Regions from separate parts of the Mus musculus genome. Here region 2 is linked to region 1. Evidence: chromatin loops called from intact Hi-C (ENCODE). Cell type or tissue: gastrocnemius. All regions are shown on one strand. Each heading gives the region's core, and the rest is flanking DNA. Links, peaks and the distances in the headings are about the cores only.

Region 1 (11,570 bases), core at 5,811-8,310:
CTGTTCTGACCAGAGTAAGCCCAGAAAAGCGCCTCCTCCATCCTGAGATAAAGACTATCACAAGGGGGGATAGCAAAACTTAAAGACGGGTGGGTTGATATAGAGTTGAACATTCTAGTAGCCCTGGAGACAATGAGCCTGGGAGTTGGGTCATGAATCAGGCTACAAGTGTGTGAAGATGAGAGAGGAGAACTGAGCAGACACCACATGCTTAACAGGTATGACCCAGGGCCTGCAATGTAGATCACGCAGCCATCACAATGCATGGCTCAGAACAGGGGCCCAGGGGTGTGCATCGGGGCCGCTCACTGTGCATGAAGCCATGTGGCCAGCTTTGGGATGCTAAACTTAGACTTGATTCTGTCAGCTTCCAAAACAAACTGCTGTAGAAAGACAATTCTCAATGCTAAGATGTAAGGTTGGATGGATGAGGGTTTATTCAGTTTATAATCCCAGGTTACAGTCCATCATAGCAGGAATGCCACAGTGGCAGGCATTTGAAGCAGCTAGTCACATTACATCAACTGTCAAGAGCCAAAAATAAATAAATAAATGCCTGCACACCCACTTGCTTGCTAGCTAGCTTTCTCCATGCTTATTATCTTAGCACCCTGCTTAGGGAATGGTGCCGCCCACAGTGGGCTGAGTCTCTCCACTCAATGAACAATCAAGACAGTCAATCTCTTACAAATGTGCCCAGAGACCAACTTGATCTAGACAGTCCCCCAATTAAGAGGCTCTTGTAAGTTATGTCAAGTTGACAGGCCAAACTAACCATCAAAGTGCAGCATTCATTACATCTTAAAAGAATATGAACATGAGGGAAGTCGGGGTACTAATCTAGACAAACTGGGCAAAAGGTATAAATCTTAAAACCGAGAAAGGTGGCACAGGTGCCCCAGCCTAGAGATCAGGAATGACCTTTCAACAGACAAGAAGCTTACGTCAGAAGACTAGTCCCGTCTGGCTTTGAGATAAATACTACATGATGTCTCATGAAATGCTGGCAGTAAAGGAAGGGGCAGTCAGCACAGCCTGTGTCACATGCTACATAAACAAGGGTGGCAGTGATGGACAGCTCTGGGACACCCCAACACCAGGCTCTGAACTGAATGCAAACATCTGAACATCAATGAAACCCATTGTTCTGTGCAATTAATCCGTGCTGATTTTAATTTTGTTTCAGAGTTATTTATTTATTTTATGTGTCTGAATGTTTTGCCTACATGTACATCTGTGTGCCACATGCATGCCTGGTTCCTGCAGAGGTCAGAAGAAAGTGTCAGATCCCCTGGAAGTAGAGTTATGGGCGGTTGTAAGCCACCATGTGGGTGCTGGGAACTAAACCCAAGACCTTTATAAGAGTAGCAAGTGCCCTTGACCACTGAACCACCTCTCCTGACCCTATACACTAATTTTAAAGATGTTTTGACTTCTGGATTTTTTTTAAGTATCCAGATGACTTGGTGGTTAGAGGTGCTTGCTGCCAAGCCTGGGGGCCTGAGTTCAAACCCAGGCCCACAGTAGAAGGAGACAACAACTCCTGCAAGTGCTCTGACTTCCACACCTGACCCTGTCATGCACATATGCACATGCACATGCATATATGCACACATGCACACATACGTTTACAAACACACACACGTACAGGAAAGTACATATATGGGCATGTACACACATATACATACAAATGTAATTTTTAAGTTTAATATCCAGACCAGCATTTTCTTCAGGATGAAAGTATAGTCAGTGCTGTATTCAGTCTCCAGCACTACATAAAAGATAGAGAGATTCCTCTAGGACATCAGTTCCTCACCTTTGGCTTTTTCCATCCTTCACATTGCTGGCATTTTTCTATGAGGCTGAGTTTTACTGTGGTTCTCACTAGCTGTCTGGTTTCTAAGGGCGTGCTATAAAGCTCGTGTTTCTGCGGGGAGGGAGGGAGTGGTCTCCATTGTTTTCTCAAGGTGTGGGTGCACAGAGGACACCTGTGGGGCCTGTTGAACTCGGTGACTCAGTTTCAATGAAGACCAAGGAGGTTTGTTCCTGCTTAGAGCGTTGCTGTGTTGCTGTGAGGAGAGAGAAGACGCCAAGCCCTCCTGACCCCCGAAGAAGCCAAAAAGCTTCTCAAAGCTTCGCAGCATGAATTGCACCTGGATGGGGCCGGGTTCCTGTAAAGAGCGGAGCCAAGGCTGATGCTCCAGCACCCGAGAAAAGCCAGCCCGGGTGGACCCTTGCCTAACTCGCTTAACTCTATCATCAGACAAGGAAATTCAAAACCTGCTGCCACAGATGTCTCCGGAGGATGGAAATGTCCCCAGAGTTGTGAACAGAAAACAGGTTGGGATTAATTACCACACAGGACTTTGTGAGGAGGGGTAGTCTTATTGAACAGCACCCCAGAGAGTTAAAGCAAGGACATCCAGCAAAGGCCATGTCCATCAGAGGGAGCTGTGAGCAATGGCTGCCTCTACGATTGCTGGAGACTTATCTCTGGGTATTAGGTTTATCTGGGAAAAAACAATTTATCTGGCACGTCAACAGGTGTCTCAGCTTTATCCAGAGTGTGGACTTGTGTTTATTAATTTGCTACAAAGTCGGCTATTTGATGGGATGAAAGGCTGAGGATTTTTGTCATTTAACGCCCGGGAAGCTAAATCTCCATAGTTGATTTTCTGCAGACTGACAATCACTCCGGCATTTGTGCAAACACAGCGATAAAACACAAGGCAGCGACAAGTGCCAGGTTGGATGTAGCTGCAAACCTAGCAAGTTCCAGCAGTACCCACAACATTATAAAAATCATCGGAGTTACAGACACAGCGAGATGAGAGAGAGGGGGGGGGGGGGGGAGAGAGGGGAGCTGGTCCTAAGGGATTGAAAGGACTTGTGGATCTGATTCTGGGTTAGAGGCAGTCATCCCCCTACCCCTATACCCTCTCCCCATCCCCCCTCCTCCAGGAGAGGGGGGGGAGAAACAGAAACACTTGTGAGAGTCAGGTGGGGGGAGAGGGAGGGCACATTGCAAACTTAAGAGGCTTTTCCATTATGGACTTCCTTTTCTGCATATTTTAAATTTTTCATTTAGGTGTAAGCACACAAGACTGAATGTGGAAGTGCACGTATGTGCGGATGCCCACTATCTTAGTTAGGGTTTTACTGCTGTGAACAGACACCATGACTAAGACAACTCTTATAAGGGCAACATTTCATTGGGGCTGGCTTACAGGTTCAGAGGTTCAGTCTATTATCATCAAGGCAGAAACATGGCAGCATCCAGGTAGGCATGGCGCAGGCAGAGCTGAGAATTCTACATCTTCATCTGCAGGTGGCTATTGGAAGACTGACTTCCAAGCAGCTAGGGTGAGGGTCTTCTAGCCCACACCCACAGTGCCATGCCTACTCCAAAAAGGCCACACTTTCTAGTAGTGCCACTTCCTGGGCCGAGCATATACAAACCATCACACCCACAGAGACCAGAAGAGGGTGTGGGATTCCCTGAAACGAGACTCGCCATGTGGGTACTGTGAACTAAACACACTGTGGACCACTCCCTCTCTTCCAGAGAGCAGCAGGCACTTTCTCTCCAGGCAGCATCCCAGTGGACTTTCAAACGGGAAAGGAGACTGTAGGGAACCTCCTGCAGTCTCCCAGGAAATAAGAGACCAGCTAGAGCAATCCAACCAGGTTCTCATTCACGACCCCCGAAGGTGCCAGGGAGCTGAGCTGACTGGAGAGATGGGCCGCTCTTCCAGATCCAGAAGAGCTGTGTCTCCTGCAGCCTTCAGGAGCTGAGCAGCCCGAGGCCGTGAATCACGGCAGAGGCAGGCCAGGTTTGACCATGAAAGGTTATACTTGAAGCTTGGCCTCACCACCCAGCTTAACCCGCAACCCTGCAGAGGAGGCAGGACCTCAAGCTGTCTGGGAAAAGTCCACAGCAGGGAACAACAACCAATTCACTCCTGTATAATAACCTTCAACTCATAATCTAAAACAGCATTTCTCAGGGCTGGAGAGATGACTCAGCGGTTAAGAGCACCGACTGCTCTTCCAGAAGTCCTGAGTTCAATTTCCAGCAACCACGTGGTGGCTCACAACCATCTATCATAGGATCCAATGCCCTCTTCTGGTGTGTCTGAAGACAGTGACAGTGTACCCACATATATAAAATAAATATGGCCATATGCGGGGCTGAGGCAGGAGCCAGCAGAGCCAGAAAAAAAAAAAAAGAAAAAACAGCAGTTCTCAACCAGTGGGTCAAGATCCCTTTGGGGGTGTCAAACAACCCTTTCACGGAGGTCACCTAAGATGACCAGGAAACACATATACCTTATGATCCATAACAGTAGTAAAATTATGCTTACAAAGTAACAATATCAACAACTTTGTGGTTTGTGGGTCACCAGAACGAGAGGAACTGTATTAAAGGGCCGCAGCATTAGGAAGACTGAGAACCACTGTCTATAACGTCCCTGGGATGAATCTGTAACTGATAGTCAAAGGGAGAAGTAGACTTGTGAAGATACTTGAGACAGCATGTCCAAGGACTGGACAGAAGGAAAGAACCGTCACCCGAAGTTTGGGATCACAAATAATCAAGAAGCCGTGCCAGAACTGAGATGCATCAACCTCCTGAGCTCCATTCTGCCAGGAACCATTTAACAGCAGAACCATTTAACACAGATTTGTGATCTGTGACCGGAAAAACAACATGACGCACAGAGAGAGTGAAGAATTGGGACTCACGAGACGTTAGTGGTGTGTATTCATAACTTCTCTAATCACGTTCAGCGCAAACCTGACAAGAAGCAACTTAGTGGGGAATTTGCCTGAGAGGGTGTGGTCCGTCATGGCGGACCAGGCATGGTGGGGAGCATGGAAACAGGCTGGACACGCCCCTCCCCCAAGACTCACTTCCTCTAGCTAGACGCTACCTTTGAAAGGTTCAACAACCTCCCAAAACAGCGCCACCATCTGGGGACTAGGTGTTCAAACACCATTGGGGACACTTCTAATCTAAACTGGAGTTCCAGGACAGGATGTGATGTCACGTTGGGCAGCCTTTGAAGATGCAATCAGGCACGTCCCCAAACGGATGGAAGACATGAAGAAGTTCATCAAACCACAGGATGAACTTGAAGGAAACACATCCCAGGACACATTCAGACCGATGAAGACTGATCATGGAGAAATGCTCAAAGCAGTCAGGGGACAAAATAGCTCAGCCTCGAAGCACTGGCTCAGCACTGGCAAAGCTCTGCCTTCCTTCCCCGCGTGCAAAACTGAAAATAGCCTTGCCTACGTCTCTCATTTCTGTGATGAGAGACGTAGGCAAGGCAATTTTCATACCTTACACGAGCCTCTGAAGGGAGGGAGGGTCCACTTGGGCTCAAGGGATATAGGATCAGTCATGACAAAAGAGCGAGGCAGCCAGAGAGCAAGGCTTTCACACTTATACACACACAAATAAACTGTCAAATAAGTCATGTAGACACTTAAATGACCTAAGAAGAAATCAAATAATCTTAAATACCCCAATATTTATGGAAAAAAATCTTTGTTGAGATCCTTCTAACTAAGCAAGCTACAGGCACAGATGGCAGCTTCGTGTTTCCAAACATTAGAGACGGAGGAATACCAATCTCACTGAAACTCTTTCAGAAAGAAGAAGGGAGGGACGCTTAGCAACTGTTCTTACGAGATCGTGTCTTATCTAAACCGTGGCAAAAATCTTACAAAAAAAAATTAAAATCACAAACCAATCTCACAAGCATAAATTTTAAAATCCTAAAAATAGTAATGAGCCCAACAGAAATGATAAAATCACCCTAACACCGGCATTACAGATGGTTTCATAGTAGGGGATAGAAAGATGGCTCAGCAGTTATGAGCTCTTGGTGACCTTGCAGAGGACCCCAGATTGGTTGCCAGCACCTAGGTAAGGTGGCTCACATGCACCTGTAATTCCAGCTCCAGGGAATCCAACGCCCTCTTCTGGCTTCCATAGGTATTACACCCAGGTGTGGGATAAGGGAGAGAGAGGGGGGAGGGAGAGAGAGAGAATGGAGGGAGAGGAGGGAAGAAGGGGAAAAGGGTTGCATATTTTTTTAAAGATTTATTTATTATTATATCTAAGTACACTGTAGCTGTCTTCAGACACACAAGAAAAGGGCATCAGATCTCTTTACGGATGGTTGTGAGCCACCATGTGGTTCCTGGGATTTGAACTCAGGACCTCTGGAAGAGCAGTCAGTGCTCTTAACCACTGAGCCATCTCTCCAGCCCAAGGGGTTGCATATTGATTCACGATTTAAATATATACATATCATACCTTTATATATATTTAGCAAACTAGGAAATGTCCTTAATCTGATTTGAGCTCCAAGGCACTGCTCCTGACACAGCCAACATCTTGCTCAACAGTGCAATCAATACTAAGGGCAAGAGCGTTTCCCTGAGACCCATCATCTTCAGAGCAACAGGAGGAAAACAAACAAATTATCAGGCTTGGGAATTAAAAGAAATAAAACTCTTGTATCTGCTGAGACAGTTAGTAGATTTAACAAAGTTGTCAGAGTACAGGAAACTCTTAGAAGGTAGAGATTTTATTTCTTGAGACAGGGTGTCACTATGTACGCCCTGGCTGGCCTGGAACTCACTATGTAAATCTGTGTCCCTCTGCCTCCTAATTAAAGGTGTGCGCCACACCATGCCTAGTAAGAAATGGAATTTTTAAGATATTCAGTGATCACAGAAAGCCAAGCAAGATGTAAATGTAAAGGAAGATATCCAACTTCTCTACACTGAAGCTACAATTAAAAACATAAGAGCTTTTTGGTGTGGCCTTGTGGGCAAAGCTGTACCGTTAACATTGACCACCAGGCTGGAACTACAATGACCCAAAGAAAGAATGGCACACTCACACCCATCATGATGGGTTAGAAGGGTTTACTGGAAATGACTAAGCAATGGACAGCTACTGTTCTCTCTCTCTCTCTCTCTCTCTCTCTCTCTCTCTCTCTCTCTCTCTCTCTCTCTCTCTCTCTCTTTCCCTCCCTCCCTCCCTCCCTCCCCCCCCCTCTCTCTCTCACACACACACACACACACACACACACACACACACCTCCCCCACCTAATCCTAAAACTTGGCACAAAACTGGTTGCAGAGCGCCACCTAGTGCCCACAGGCTCACATAGCAAGGAAAGCAGGCCCTGGGAGCATTTAGTGTTTTTTCTCTGAGCAGGGGTTGTGCTGGTCTCAGAGAGCACTGTAGCTGTGGAGTCTGTGCTGTGCTTGCTGACACCTGGCATCCAGAGCAGCTGAGCAGCGGCTTGCTGGGAGATGCAGCTACTCTGGGTAGGATTCGGAAGCCCAGCCTCCTGTCTACATGAGTGGGGAGGTATACCATGTTTATGGACTGGACGATTTTGGGCCATTGAAATGTCAGTTATTTCCAAACTGACCTCAGGACTGAGACACAGTGCTGAACAAAATCCCAGTTCCTGGGAGGTGGCAAAATTGATATATTGTGACTGCAGAATATGTATGGAAACACAAGGAGGTAAAAGTCCCCAAGGCGATCCTGATAATAAATTGGAAACCTTGTGCCATGTACCTTCAGACCTATTAGTAAATGGTAGAAATTGAAACTGTGTGATGTTTGCACAAAGAAATAAACTGGTTCGTGAAATAATGTCCAGAGCAACCACAAACACGGAGCGCCATGTGACTTATGCATTTCTTTGATCAGAATACGTGGCAGAAGCAGTTTAAGGAGGACTTGGGGCTTATGTGGACTCGGGTTCAGAGCACACAGCCCACCATGGTAGAGAAGACGTGGCAGGTGGTGTGGCTTCCCCATAGTGTCAGAACCATATCACAACAGCCTCTTCACACAGTGCAGCTCAGGAAACCAGAATGTAAGCCCCAACCTGAAGCGGTATGGCCTTCAAAGGTCTTAGTGACCTATTTCAACCTGCTAGACACCGTGTCCCAAAGTCTGCACCATCTTCCAAGACACAATACAGCAGTAGACCAGATGTTCAAACATGGGAGCCACGGGGAACATTCCAGACTCAAATCAGATCAGCCACAAAATACTAGGTTCCTGGTTATAACATGGGCAATGAAGACAGCCATGGGGTGAGAAAATGGGGTCTGTGCTGGGTTAAATAACATATCCCCTCACCTGCTTAAGCCATAGACAGGAATTAAATCTAAACACAAAAGTGGAATAAAACATCATTTATAAAAATGTATGAGTAAATCCACGTCTTTATTGTAATCAAAGATTTTATGAAAAAGGAAAAAAAAAAAACAAGATACAAAATACTAACCACAAAGGAAGATAGATCGGAGCTACAGAAATGGCTCAGTGGGCATAGGCACTTGCCACCAAGCCAGACCCGAGTTCTGTACCAGAACCCAAGTGGTGGAAGGGGAGAAGCAACTCACAGTCCTCCTCTGACCTACAGGCCACTGTAGCATGTGCACATAGATGCACACACATGTACAACACATATATAATCGTGTGACACACACATACACACATCCCGAAAGATAGAGGGTTTTCCCACACATCTGGTAAAGTAGACAAAGATGGGTCTCATTCACATAGACGACTGTATCAAAACAGTGCGTGAGTGGCCCATGCCTGCTTACAGAAACAGAACGAGCCTCTCAAAGACAGCATTGAGTGAAAGATTGCATTTTTTAAAAGCATCATGGGTCGGGAGTGGTAGTGCACTCTGGAGGCAGATGTTGACGGATCTCTATGAGTTTGAGGCGAGCCTGGTCTACAAAGCAAGTCCGGAATGGCAGGCAGGCGAGCCTGATCGCATCACCTTGCAGACGTCATGGCTGTGTGAACATCCTTCCCGCTTATGTGAGCTGTTATGTCTCCATGAGAGTTCTTAAAACGCACGAGGAGGGCCGGGAGGTAGCTGTATGGTGAATGTGCTTGCTGCCAATCAATTAGACTGGAGTTTGGATCCCCCAGAGTCTGCGTAAAACTCTGTGTCAGTGGGGATGCTGAGCTGCCTGTAATCCCACCTTTGAAGGCAGAGATAGGATCCCTGAGTGAGCTGGCTAGCGAGCGAGACTTGTCATATCAGGGGGTTCTGGGTTTGGAAGAGGACCCTGCCTCAAAGACTAAGGTAGATGGGTGAGGAAGGCTCCTGAGAGCAACTGTGGGCCCACAAGCACATGTGTGCACAGATATGCAAATGTGCACAGGCAGGAGAAGAAGGGGAGCAAGACGTGATGACAAACAGAACACAGACCTAGTCAGCTGGGGCGCTGTGACCGCTCACACCGTCTCTGAGCACCGCCTTACCTTCTCCCTCAGCACCTACGCTCCAGGGAGGGATGGTCCTTCTGACGAGCCTGTTCTGCAGAGAAAACAGAAAGGGAAGCTAGCCCTTTGCGGTCTAACATAGCACGGTCCACACAGCTCTGCGTCTCCAGGTCAGAGTGACTATGGCAGAACCAGAATGTTTTAAGAATGCCTTAGCTAGAACTGTGGAGTCTGAACAGAGTTATATAAAAACACTGACTAGCCCCAGAAGCCGACCTTTGGGCTGCGAGTGCCCACAGATGGTCCCCCCACATCCTGCTTCTTTATGATGTGGATGATGCTGACAGGAGAGATAGTTTGAGGAGAGAAGTATGCCTTTTTCTTAAACTGTCGTCTATTTTTAATTATCTGACCATGTGAGGAGGTGGACAGTGGTGTGCGCACATGAGTGCAGGTACCTGTGGCAGCCAGCAGAGGGCACCAGACTCCCCAGAGCTTTCGTGAGCCTCCTGGCATAGGTGCTAGCAACTGAACTCAGGTCCTCTGGAAGAGCAGCAAGCAAGCCCTACTAACCACTCAGCCACTTCTCCAGCCCCTATTACCCGTTTTAATGAGTTTCAAATTACCTAAGCAGATCATTTCCATGTAACCAATGTGCTTTTGTTTTGCTCAACCAGACCTTTTGTGTTGGCAAGCATTGTGTCTTCCGAGATGAACGTTGTCACTTGCCTTATATGATCCAGACTTTCTGAAAAGGTTAAGATGGTGCCTTCAGAGCACAGAAACGCTAGGGAATGACTACAGCAAGCACGGGAATACTGCCAGGACTTAGGAAGGGATAAATAGTAACCGTGAAGGAAGGTACTGAGCCACAGAGAAAGCATTCAGGAATGAATCAAATGCAGTCCTATGGGGAGATGTGTAAGTGACAGGCCAGAGCAGTCACAGTGAGCCAAGGCTGAGTCCTGGGGTGACGATCATGCTGCTCAGGTCACCTCCAAGGTCTGGTGTTCGCCCCAGGGTCTCCTGTGGACCAAGAACAGCCATGAGCAGGTTCTCAAAAGAGGTCTAGACTCCCACTGGAGTGTCCATGGCTCGTTGCTGCACCCTGGGGTACCAGGTCCTGTTCGGGTTCTGCCAGGCTGGTCCCCGACTTCCTCCCTGGGAGCCACACCTGTCACACCTCCTGTTTGGAAACTGCCAAGGTTTAGCCCCTCCACGTCATTTTCTTAAGACAGAGTCCCTCCCTGGAACTGGTTCTCACCGAGTCAGCAAGATTAGCTGGCTCACAAGCCCCAGGGTCATCCTGTCTCTCCTCTCCCTGGGCTGAGAGTATAGGTGTGCACCACCACGCCTGGCTTCTCCCATAGGTCCAGGGGATATGAACTCAGGTCCTCATAGTTGTGTGGCAAGCGCTTCACCAACAGGTCCGTCTCCCTGGCCCCAGAGACAGGGTCCTGAGACAGAGCGTTGGGCTCCAATAGAGCCAAACGTCCCTGCTTCACGCCAGTGTTTTGTGGAGAATGTGGAAAGATAAATATCCCACTTAGGTCTTCCTAATGGCAGGCGATGGGAAAAAGGAAGCTCTTGTCATCTCTGGAGTCTTCCCGTGGTCATCAAAAATGTCCTGTTTTCCACCTGATTCTATCTGGGAGTATACTAACTTCATGAGCACGTGACTTGTATAAAGTGTGTTTCAGCCAGCCCATCCATGAGAAATGTGGTGCAGGATACTATGCTGGCTAGTTTTATATCAACTTGACACAACCTATACTCATCTGAGAGAGAGGAGCCTCAGTTGAGGAAATGCCTCCATGAGATCCAGCTGTAAGGCATTTTCTCAATTAGTGCTCAGTAGGGAAGGGCCCAGCCCATAGTGGGTGGTTCCATCCCTAGGCTGGTGGTCCTGGGTGCTATAAGAAAGCAGGCTGAGCAAGCCATGAAGAGCAAGCCAGTAAGCAGCACCCCTCCATGGCCTCTGCATCAGCTCCTACCTCCGGGATCCTGACATGTTTGAGTTCCTGTCCTGGCTTCCTTTGAAGATAAACAGTGTGAGCCGAATCAACCATTTCCTCTCCAGCTTTGGTCACGGTGTCTCATCATAGCAATAGTGATCCTAACTAAAACAGTTACCATGAAGACAAACCAACACAGGTGTGCCTAACCGCTGTACAATTAAAGTGGGCTCGACGAAGACACTGGTTTTCCATAGGCTAAGCTCCATCCCACCCCAGTCTGCCCTTCCCCTCTGTCCCTTGTGTGATGAACAACTGG
Region 2 (11,570 bases), core at 4,692-7,191, 230 kb before region 1:
CCAGGACTTTTTGAAGTGGGTGGTTGTTTTGATTTTGAGGCAGGTACTATGTAGCCCAGCCTGGGCTTGAACTGGCAGCAGTCCTCCTGCCTCAGCTTACCAAGTGCTGGTATTTGCAGACATGAGCAATCATGTCTCAGATTGCTTGTAGCAGTTTAAATGTAGAATTCCATGCGTAACAGCATCCTTAAGAAGTGAGAACTGATATGGGGATTCTATGGAAGGAGGCTGGGATCAGGGGAGGTGGGATGAGCTCATTGAAGTCGTGTTAAGGATGGCAGGTCAGACCACATTGGAGAGGTGGCCGTGCTTCTGCTGTTCATCACCGCTGAATCAAAATCGAGCCACCTCTGATGTGTTCTGTGTCAACCCCAGTGCCCAGTTTGCATCCTCAGTCTGGTTCGGTTACTGAGTGGATCTGTGAGCATGCATTCTTGTGACTCCTCGGCCTCAGTCTCAGGAGACAGGCAAGCGTTTGCTATGGGTGAGCAGAGCTCCTGTTGGGTTCTGTGTGAGTTTAAACAGGTCTGATCCAGAGGCCTACATGACCTGCCGCCCAATGCCCCAAGCTGTTCCCCAGCCTCCCATCAGATGAACAAACCCAGAGCCCCATCTGCAAAGAGCACAAAAGAATCCTGTCCAGTGTGTTTCTGGAAGTTACGGCCTGACTTGCATGTCACCATGGAGACCACAGTGTTAGACGAGCAAACTTCCACCTCTGTCCAAGAAAACTTTTACAAGGCAAGTTTGGGGGCTTAGTGTGTCTCTTAGTTTTCTTTCTTCATTTATTGCTGCTTCGTTTTGTTCTTGTCTGCTGATTTCTAAATCAATACCTTTAGCTCTTCCATGACTCGGGGCTTGTGTCTTCCTGCACTGGATACAAGTAGACCTCCCTAAGGGATCAGGGACACCCGAAGCTGGAGATGGCTTCTGGCATTGTGCTTTCAAGCCTGGACTTTATTCAAACCTGGGGCTTCACTCGGAATGGTGAGACCCGAATGTTACTTAACATTCTGTCAGGGACACACGGGAAAGAGACATTGGATGTTTATAGACAAACATCCAACAGTGTGTGCTTAGTAATTTCATTTGCGATGTAAAGAGAAAGATATTATGAGGGGCAATTCTGTTATTTTGTCAAATACTATTCACCAAAAATAAAAATCCAAACCATTTCCTTGACCTTCAGGGACGTACTTTAAAATCAGATGGCTTTTCCTAAACAGCTTGAATTATTTAGTGAGATTGAACTGTCAGGGACTTTAAAATAAAGCCCACCAAAATACCAGCCACTTTGCAGTGCTGCAGCTGTTCAGGCTTCAATCTGCATATTTCAGCTCAGCACCCTGAAGCCGGCAGCTGAAAAAGTGCTCCATCTCCTCTCCTAGGCCAAATGCAAAGAGGAATCCATCCGAGGCCGAGGAGCGGATCTAGCGGGCAAACTGCGCCTGCAGAGGAACTCAGAAGGCCTGATGGAGTCCCAAGGGCAATTCGCTGCTTTGCCCCTCTTAAGCGTCACCTTTGAAAAGGTAGCCTGAGCCCTCTCTCATAGGGTAATGTGAGGTAGTGAGAGAGTAGGGGTGAGGTGCTGCCCCATAGACAGGACCAGCATCAGTAACTCTGAGCCTGAGATAGGACCAGTATCAGTAACTAACTCTGTGCCTGTAGGTAGGGCCAGCCTTAGTAACTCTGTGTCTGTAGGCAGGAGCAGCACCCATAGCTTCTTACTAATACATCTAGAGTATTCTGGGAGGGATAGATTTATGTACTTTTTACCTGAACAGATCAAAAATCAAAACTCCTAGTACACAGGGAATCATTTCTAGTTTCTAAAGCATCTTCAATCTCCGAAAGGACTGAAAACAACCAAGAATATAAGGTAAAATCACGTTGCGCTTTCTGGAGGAAGCCATAGCCCTGCCCACAGAGACTGGGACTGTGTTGATGATGGAGATGGAGGATGAGATGATGATGTAGCCATGGTAACTGTGGTGATGGTTAGAGTCAGGATGGTGATAATGAGCCTGCTGCCAGTCACTATGACGGCAACGGTGAGGATGCTCGTCTTCATGTGGGGACCATAATGCCGAGGCTGCCGTTAATGATGGTGATGAGGATGGTGATGGTGATGCTATTGATGATGCACTGCTGCTGAAAGTGATGCTGGTGGTGGTGGAGATGATGATGGTATAATGAGGATCATGGTGATGATAGTGGTAACCGTGGGGATGAGGAGGAGGATGAAGATGTAATAAGGATGGCGGTGGAGATGGTGGAGATAGAGGCATCATTTGACCCTTTGCTCAATACCAAGTCAATGTGCTCCATGCCTAATCCGAACCATCACTGCTTCGGTACCACCCCATTGTCAAGTGAGTCTTCTCATTTTAAAGATGATAGAGCGGAGACTCCAAGACAGGAAGGAACTTGCCTAGGACAGTACCCATGGCATCCCCTAGAACACAATGTGAAATCCTGAGCCGGTGGCTGAGCAGTGAGCCTAAAGACACCCAGCAGGGAATTCCCACAGCAGATCTACCTTGAAGCAGTGAGCCTGGAGCCCCATGACCTCCCATAGCACTGCTCACTCTCTTCTGAAAGACTCCAGGGATTTTCATACTTCTCAATTCAGTCTGCACTCCCGTCTGTCCGTTTTGTATAATAATAAGCAGTGGGCAGTACTTCCGCCAGAGTGATACATCGTCCCTTGGGCAGAGCAGTAGAAGCTGTTTAAATCTCTGCCCACCAAACTAATTTCGGTTTCATTCATGACAGCCTGTTCTAAGTTGAGGCTGTGCTCAAGGCGATTTTTTTGCCTGAAGGTATAGGATTCCAGCTTTTTACTGTCTGAATTCATTAGAAGCCCAAGTCCCAGGAGACAGAGATCGAAGACACGGTGCACGGGAACAGATCCAAGTTTCCAAATCAGTGAGGCTTCTCTGCCGCAGAGTAGACAATGCCTCCCACAATGCACCTCGATGTCCCGTGCCACGGTCTACTAAAAGCAGGTAGTTTCTACTTCTGCAAGGCTGACAGCGGCAGCCTGGGATTGAAGGGATAGATGAAGCTACGTTAAGGCTTTGCTGCCCCCACCCCAGGGATTCTTTTTCTTTTGTTTGTTTTAAGGTCCGAGGCATTTTTTATTTCTTATTCTGTTAGTAATTTTTAGTTAGTATACAAACTAATGGCTTCATGATGGCATGCTTATGCCTGTCGGTCTTTATATTAAAGTTCCTGTTCCTCTCCCCACTGTCCCTGCCTACACCCATACCCTCTTTTGCTGGTCCCATTCTGCCCCCAAAATATTATCTCCTGCTTTCATCTTCCATCACCTCTCCAACACACACACATATACACACCACACATGTTACACACACAGACACACAGACACAGCATACACATACACACTACACATGACACACATATACACACAGACACACATGCACATATACACATACATACATACATACATACACATAAACGCACACATATATACACAGACATACAGCACACATAAACAGACAAACATATACAGACACACACAGCACACATACACAGACAAACATACATACACAGACACATATACACATACACACACATACACACATGTACACACACATACTACACACACAACACTCAGACACATACTCACACACATACATACAGATATACACACATACACACAGAGAGACACATACACACCCTTAAATATACACACAACACACAGACAAATACACATACACACAGAGACACACACACACATATATACACACACACATATACACAGACACATACACACATATACACACATCCCACACACATGACACACAGACATATACACACACATACACACAGACACACAGACACATAAAACACATACACACAGACAGACACACACATGTATATACCCCCCCATACACACATGTACACACAGACACATCCACACTCATACACACATACACACACAGATACATCCACACACACAGACACACACACACATATGCACAAACACCACACCTTAAAATCTCACCTGTCCAGTCTCCCTCCTTGGTCTCCATCTCCTACTCAGGGACTCAATTCCCTTGCTGCTCTGACAGTAGGGAAGGGGTGATGTTCACATCTCCCCACAAATGATCTTCTTCTTCTTCTTCTTCTTCTTCTTCTTCTTCTTCTTCTTCTTCTTCTTCTTCTTCTTCTTCTTCTTCTTCCTCCTCCTCCTCCTCCTCCTCTTCCTCTTCCTCCTCCTCCTCTTCCTCTTCCTCTTCCTCTTCCCCTCCTCCTCCTCCTCCTCTTCCTCCTTCTTCCTAATGTATTTATTTTTTATGTACATGCATATGTGAGCATGGTGGAGGTATCTATGTGAATATGTAAATGGGGTGTATGCTCACAAGTGTGTGCCGTGCATGTGTCTGGGCAGGCCAGAGGAAGACTTTGGGTATGCTATGTTAGCACTCTCTGCTAACATATCCCTTGAGTTGGAGTCTCTTACTCATCCTGGAGCTGTGTTGTACCCAGTAAGCCCTAGTGATCCCCCTGCCTCTGCTGCACACACCTGGAACATTGTGTTCCTGATGCACATGCAGCCAAACCTAGCATTTTTAGTGTTTGCTGGGATCCCTACTTGGAGCCTCATGCTTGACAGCAAATGTTCCTGCCCATTGAGCCGTACCCCCAGTGCTTGCGCTCTCTCTCTCTCTCTCTCTCTCTCTCTCTCTCTCTCTCTCTCTCTCTCTCTCTCTCTCTCTCCCTCTCTCTCTCTCCCCACACCACACACACACTACAGACACACACACACTACAGACATACAGTGTGTTTTTGTTGATGATAAAGATAATCATGTTTCCCCCAGCCCTTCCTTTTATCATGAGAATTCAGAACAGGCTCTCCATCACTTAGCTAAGAAACACAGTTGGCTTTCTAGATCTCCTAGCTAAAGGTCCTAAGAAGCAGCTACAAGTTTTCATGAAGGAAGGAATATTTAGTGTTGACTTGAGAGCCTGTCTTCCCTGAAGTGTTAGCTGGAAAGGTGGGCAGTAGAGTGGAAGGGACTTGGGTCTGCAGAACAGCCAGACACCAAGCTTAGAGCCACCAGTCCCTGGGTATGCAGTGGTAACAGCCCCCAAAAGAGCACCTCTCTCCTTCTTGAAGTTTTGTGCTTCAAGCTTTGTGCTCAAAAACTTCCATGGAACAAAACATCTACCAGGGAGGTGTGACTTTCAGTTGCTTTTAAGGAAGCAAGTTTCCACCACTAGCCTTCATAGCCTCCAGCTTTGTAAACTGTCTTCAGGCATCCCTGGCCTTGGGCAGGGTAGGGAGTGGGGGTGGGGCAGAAAGTGGACACAGGCAGGTCACTAGATCTAGAAGATGGGAAGCCAAGCCCTGGAAGTGTGGAGAGAGGAACCATCTAACTCCGGAGCTGCTTTGTGCCTCTGTCCTCTTTGTCCTCCTCCTCCCCCCTCCCTTCCCACTTCCTCTTCCACCCCCCCCCCCCCCGTTCTCCTCCTCCTCCCCTCAGGAGTGGGAGTCAATGATAGAAGACCTTCCACTATCTAGCCAAACTCCGTGGACTCTAGTTGTCTCATATCCCGAAGAGTAACTGAATCAGAAATACGGTGATGATGTCATTAGGTCACGTGCCCTACCTGGAGTTAAACTAGGCTGCTTAAGCATTTAACAAAAGTGTGTCTTTGTGTATAATAAAAGGAGAGGATCTTGGTGGCCACCTTTAGATAGGCAAAACAATCTCCGTAGTGGTGCTTTACTGCCACCTGGTGGCCATATACCTGCATTGACGGGGTTTAGAAAGCCGGGAAAGGAATCTGTTCTACGACCCCCTCAAAACATCTAACAGTGTTTATGCCACAATATGCTTGATAATGGCGCCGGTGAGTTAATGTGTGCTGTGAACCACGGGAAAGCCTAATAATGCACAAGGCAAGGCCACTGGAGATGGTTGATCTGGGGAAGTGCTGAAGGGGTCATGCGTGCCAAGTCTTCTGTGCTTAGCTTGGAAAGAGTGGCTAGCTCCCTGTGAGCCTGGGCACAGTGGCCGCTGTTACTGTTGATAAGCCCCTCGTGGTTATTGCTACTTTTTTAGAATAACTAGGATTTTTGGAGGCAAGAAGGCAGGAATGAGTGGAAAAGATATCTTCCTCCGTAAGCTGCCCTGGGATACCAGCTCTGTGTTTCTGAGGAAGCTGGCTTTGGATGCTGGTTCTGTGTTCCTGAGGAACCTGGCCTTGGATGCTGGCTTCATGTTCCTGAGGAAGCTGGCCTGGACTACTGGCTCCATCTTTCTGAGGCAGGGGAGGCTCCAGGGAGCCTCTGAGGGAAGGACACAGGACAGAATCACTTAAGGTTATTGGTGGCCTTGGCAAGAACATGCGAAGACAGGATTCCTCGTGTGGAGAATGATGCATGGCAGGTGGGGTAGAGAAAAGACACAAAACACTCCTGGTTATGAACCTCCACAGCCCCGCAGCCCTGTGCTAGAGGGGACTGGGGTCTGTTTGTCAGACTTGACCACAGGAACAGAGACTGGCCAGTGGCATCCCTGTGAGCAGGTATCACTACTTACATGCCTCAAATAAAAACGATCATCTATAATGTGGTTTGCTCTTACAATACTCTAGAATGTTCTATAATAAGCCTTTCCAACTAAAATGTTTGTCCAATCCTTGGGGACAAAAATCCTAAATGCTTCCATGAGGCAAGAGCTGGTCCATAAAAGCACAGAGAGACCGATCAGCGAAATGCTTGCAGCACAAGCGTGATGACCCGAGTTGTCTCCAGCACTCACACAAGAGCTAGGAGTGGTGCTGTGTGCCTGTGAGCCCCACTCTGGGAAGGTGGGAACGTGGGGCTTCCTAGGGCATAACCTAGTTGGTGGGTTCCAGGCTCAGTGACAGATCTTGTCATTCACAAAGAAGTTAAAGAAGGGTGGAAGTGGCTAAGGAAGCCATTGCCAACTCCTGGCTCCCATATATCTGTCCACCACAAATACAAACACACACTTATGCACTCAACGTAAATGGTGGCGTAAAGGGAACAGTACAAATCCAGTGACATTTACCAAGAAGTCCAGTGCCACAGAAGCCACGCCCACTGGGCAAGAACATGTGGCTGGCAGGGCCCGGAACACATTTTGCCGCCGTCTGAGGCTGTTGCTCAGCTCTGACTGGAAGTGGGGGTGCTGTTGACTTCCAGGTAATATGCTTGGTCTGTCAATAGCTCACTGTATATCAAAGAGAAGTTCTCTCCTGTATTCGCCACACGCGTATCATCTAGTCCGTGTTTCTCATCTACTAGAGTTTCTTTCCAAGCCTTTATGAGTTCAGGGGCTCAGTATCTGGTTCTTACATCATCCTCCTTGTATGCAGGGTTCACCCAAGAACCCATCCCGCTGATATGTCTCCAGAGAGACAGTGAGCTTAAGTGTGACCTTCATCTCATTTACATGAGATAGATGACCCATGCATGCTATGTGTCTTTCTGAGTCTGTGTTCTTTTGCTTAATATGGTTAGAAATAGACACATGCCTCAGAACCTGGTGAGGTGACTCAGCCAATGGAGGGCAATCGAGGGAGACATCCGACCTTCACCTCCGGCCTCCATGCACAATAGCACACACATGCTTAGGCATTTGTGTGTGCTCTCACAGGAACACACACACACACACAGTAAGTCAATGTAATAGAGGTTAAGTACTACACTAAATGGGGGAAAACTCAAAGCATTTGCTCTGATATCAGGAACATGGATAAGTGTCCCCCATCTCCATCTCACTCCACGTAGTCGCTGACATCTTAGCTAGAACCCTGACATGGGGAATAAAGTAAATGGTATACAAATAGGAAAGGAAGAGGCCAAGGTATCCCATGTCGCACACTTAAGAGAGCCCCAAGAATCCGCCCTTAACACCAACACACACTTGAAGCAAAGTAACAAGATACAAAACCCGTCTACAAAAATTCCCATTGCCTTTCCCATAAACCAACAGTACACATGCCAAGCAGGAAACCAGGAAAACAATAACATTTATGATAGCTTCAAAGAAATTACAACACCTAGCATCTTAGTTAGGTTTCCATTGCTGTGAACAGACACCATGACCAAGGCAACTCTTATAAGGACAAAATTTAACTGGGGCTGGCTTACCGGTTCAGAGATTCAGTCCATTATCATCATGGTAGGAGCATGTCAGCATCCAGGCAGGCATGGTGCAGGAAGAGCTGGGAGTTCTACATCCTCATCTGAAGGAAGCCCCGAGCAGGCTGTCTCCCATATGGCTGGGAGGAGGGTCTCAAAGCCCACCTACTCAGTGGCAAATATTCTCAAACAAGGCCACACCTCCTTATAGTGACACTCCCTGGGTCAAGCCTATTCAAACCATCACACCTAGGAATAAACCCAGTAAGGAAGCCATGACCTCTACAGAGGAGGTTTCAAAACACCAGAAAGGGACATTGAAGAGGACCCTAAAAGATACTCATTTCCAGGCGGTATTTTTCTCTCCATAATCTCTCTTTCACCTTGAAACTTTTGGGAGAAATGACAGAACCCTTTTTCAGTGTTCTCAAGTCTGAGGAGTTCAAGGGTCAAAGGATTCACAGATCTTGTGTGTGGTAAAGCTCCTCCCACTACAATGAACAGCACCGGCCCACCATATTCACACAGTAAATAAACTATTCAGGGTTCTTCTAGCCTAGCCTAGACCATCTCTATGCATCTGGTGTGTGTGTGTGTGTGTGTGTGTGTGTGTGTGTGTGTGTGTGAGTGTTTGTGTGTGTGTGTGTGTGAGAGTGTGTGTGAGTGTGTGTGTGTGTGTGTGTGTGTGTGTGTGTGTGTGTGTGTGTTGGATGCAGCTCAGGGATTTGGTTCTCTGTTCAATCTTGGCTCATCTCTCAAGACCCAAGAATGGCAGGGCTGATCTTCCTGATTTCCTATTTGTGACAAACAGCAGCCTATCTTCCAGACCAGTGAGTTCTAATGCCACATGCCTGTGCCCATCATTAGGCAGGAGACACAGTCCTACTCCATGTCCTGAGAATATGATTATTTTTAAGACTGGAAAAGGAGAAATTATTTGAAATACTCTCTTGGAATGGATGTTTCTACTCCAGCTTTGTCAGTTAATAGAATATCAATAAATCAGAGACAGCTGTGCGCACGGTTTCATTGTACATACGATTTAGCTGGCTGTTGTTCTGTAAAATCTCACTCCCACATTAGATTATTCATACCTTCATTTATTTGCTCATTTTTTAACCAAGCATTTATTATTATCTACGTCATGCCAAACTCTGAGTGAAACTGAAAATAAAAACAAATTGCAACCATGTACGCAGGTGGGAAAACTACACCATGTCTTCACCTTGTACAGGGAAGCAGGCTGCGCTGGGCTGGGCTGGGCTGGGCTGGGCTGGGCTGGGCTGGGCTGCCCTGGGCCCAGGGCCTGGGCCCAGGGCCTGGGCCTGGGCCTGGGCTGGGCTGTGCTGAGTGACCATTCATTTGGTTAGTTTTACATTTGGTTGTCACACGTGGCTTTATGTGGGGTGATATTCATTTTCTACTGTTTTTAAAGCTGTGGCCAATGTTAAAAACAAACATCTAAAGATACAGAGCCTGGCAAGATGGCTCAGTGGTTAAGTACACTTGTGCTGCAGACATGGTCCTGGACCCCAGCATCTGTGTTACAAGCAGGTCATCCCAGCTAACACCTGCAAGCCTCACTCTGAGTTGGAAGACAGGGGGGTGTCAATGGGGTTCACTGGCCTCAAGACCAGTTGAGAATGAGCCCCAGGTTTGGGGAGAACCCTCCCTGAATAAGCAGGTAGAGAGTGAGAGAGGGAGACAGCTGATACCTGACACCCTCTTCTGGCTTCTGTGTGCATGCACACATGTGGAGGAGATACACATATACACACTCACACACACACTGAAACTAAATATGGGGTGGGGTGATAAGGAGCTATAGATTTTGAGTGGGGCAATTGACTTATTTCCCTGAGATACACACTAAAGCCTTCCTCAGTGGGGAATGCCCAAAGCTGGCTTCAGGAAAGAGAATTACTATTCTCTCACACTGAACATAATTTCTGTTCACTTGGCTGCAGAAACCAGCCTTCAACCCAACTGAGACAGTTGTGCACTAGCTGAACCCAAGTCCATGAGAAGAAATCCAGCTTTGTGGCTATCACCTTCATTTTTTGAACTTTGGTTTCCCTGTCTAAAATGGAGAATAACTCTGTACCCCATGAAGAAACCCAGAGAAATCCATGAGATAATATTGAAGGCACTTAGCACAGTGACTGTCATGGTCCAAGCTCTTGATAAAATGATAGCAGCTTAGTTGGAGAGATGGCTAAGAGGATAAAGAGCACTTGCTGTTCCTGTGGAGGACCCAGGTTTGATTCTCAGCACCCACACCGGGCAACTCAGAGCAGCTTGTAACTACAGTTCCAGGAGGTCTAGCGCCCTCTTCTGGCCTCCATGGGCTCCTGCATGCATGTGGCACACATAAGCTCGTGCAGGTACACATGTACAAATAAAAGGTAAACAACTAGATCTGTAAACGTATAGTTGCTTTAGTTATCTTACCACTGTACATTTGATAAATGTCGCTCAGTACAAAGTAACGCAAGCCAGGTCTGGGAAACTGAGTGTGTGGGTCTGTGAATGCTGGGGCCCTCTGGGATACCCACAGATGAGGGATGTCATTAAAGGCCTGGGTGCATCTTTTCTGCTGCAGTCACTTGACTGAAAAGGAAACACTTTACGAAGAGTGCATCTGTGGGAACTGGAAATCCACGAATGGTGTGTTAGCCTCCCCAAATCACCCTGCCCTACTTGGGGGCTGTTTTTGCTGGGTTACATATGACATTGTGATTCAGGAGTCATGGCTTCTAGTTCAAAACAATGCTAAGCCGTGTTTGTTGCCTTCCAAGGCAAGGTGTGTGCACTGCAACTTCTGAGCAGCTGCTTATGGGAAACTCCCCATCTTTACCTTTGAGACTTTGTCCCTCAGAGTCTCTCGGGGATTTGGGTGTACCACAGAGCTGGGGGGGGGGCGGAAATCATATAGCCCACATATCTTATGAGGCACAAGAGGCCCTGCTTGGCCACTGCAAGGATTCAGTACAAACGCGTGACAGATGACAGTTTCCAGAAATATTAGTTAGAAGGGAGGAGCCTTGAGAGTACATTTTGCAGGGCATAGCTTGTGTGGATGAGAGGCAAAAGGAGAGGGGAGGGGAAGGGAAAAGGAGAGAGGAGAGAGGGGGGAATGGAAGAGGAAGGGAAGGGGACAGAGAGAGAGAGAGATTGATTGATTGATTGATTGATTGATTGATTTAAACATATATACCACCTCACCTTCCCAAACACATCTACAGAATCAGTACAGACAGATTTAACTTCTTAAAGCTCTTTTCAGTGATTTTTTTTTAAATATATGCTTACTTGTCTGTGTCTGTGGGGATGTGCGCCTAAGTTCAGATGCCTACGGAGACCAGAAGAGGGCATCAGGTCACACAAGATGCAGTCGTCCCTTGGAGGTTGTGAGCCTCCCA

What was found. Peaks named below come from ENCODE experiments on the same cell type or tissue, not always from the same donor. Only the 100,000 strongest peaks of a DNase experiment are listed, where the experiment ranks them.
Region 2: it touches region 1 in a loop (2.2-fold over the local background); 6 of 42 quality-filtered maps call a loop at or near these places.

Annotation. Positions count from the first base shown.
Region 1 is chr8:119,290,765-119,302,334 of GRCm38, forward strand. All of the region lies in intron 11 of Cdh13 (cadherin 13), which reads left to right. Among named protein-coding and RNA genes, the nearest start is that of Hsbp1, 48 kb to the right of the region's middle. In gastrocnemius, for the core only: CTCF peaks have their summits at 6,002 (motif pointing left) and 7,196 (motif pointing left); a DNase peak (open chromatin) is centred at 7,190.
Region 2 is chr8:119,058,972-119,070,541 of GRCm38, forward strand. All of the region lies in intron 6 of Cdh13 (cadherin 13), which reads left to right. Among named protein-coding and RNA genes, the nearest start is that of Gm31893, 7.3 kb to the left of the region's middle. In gastrocnemius, for the core only: a CTCF peak has its summit at 5,766 (motif pointing left); DNase peaks (open chromatin) are centred at 5,324 and 5,784.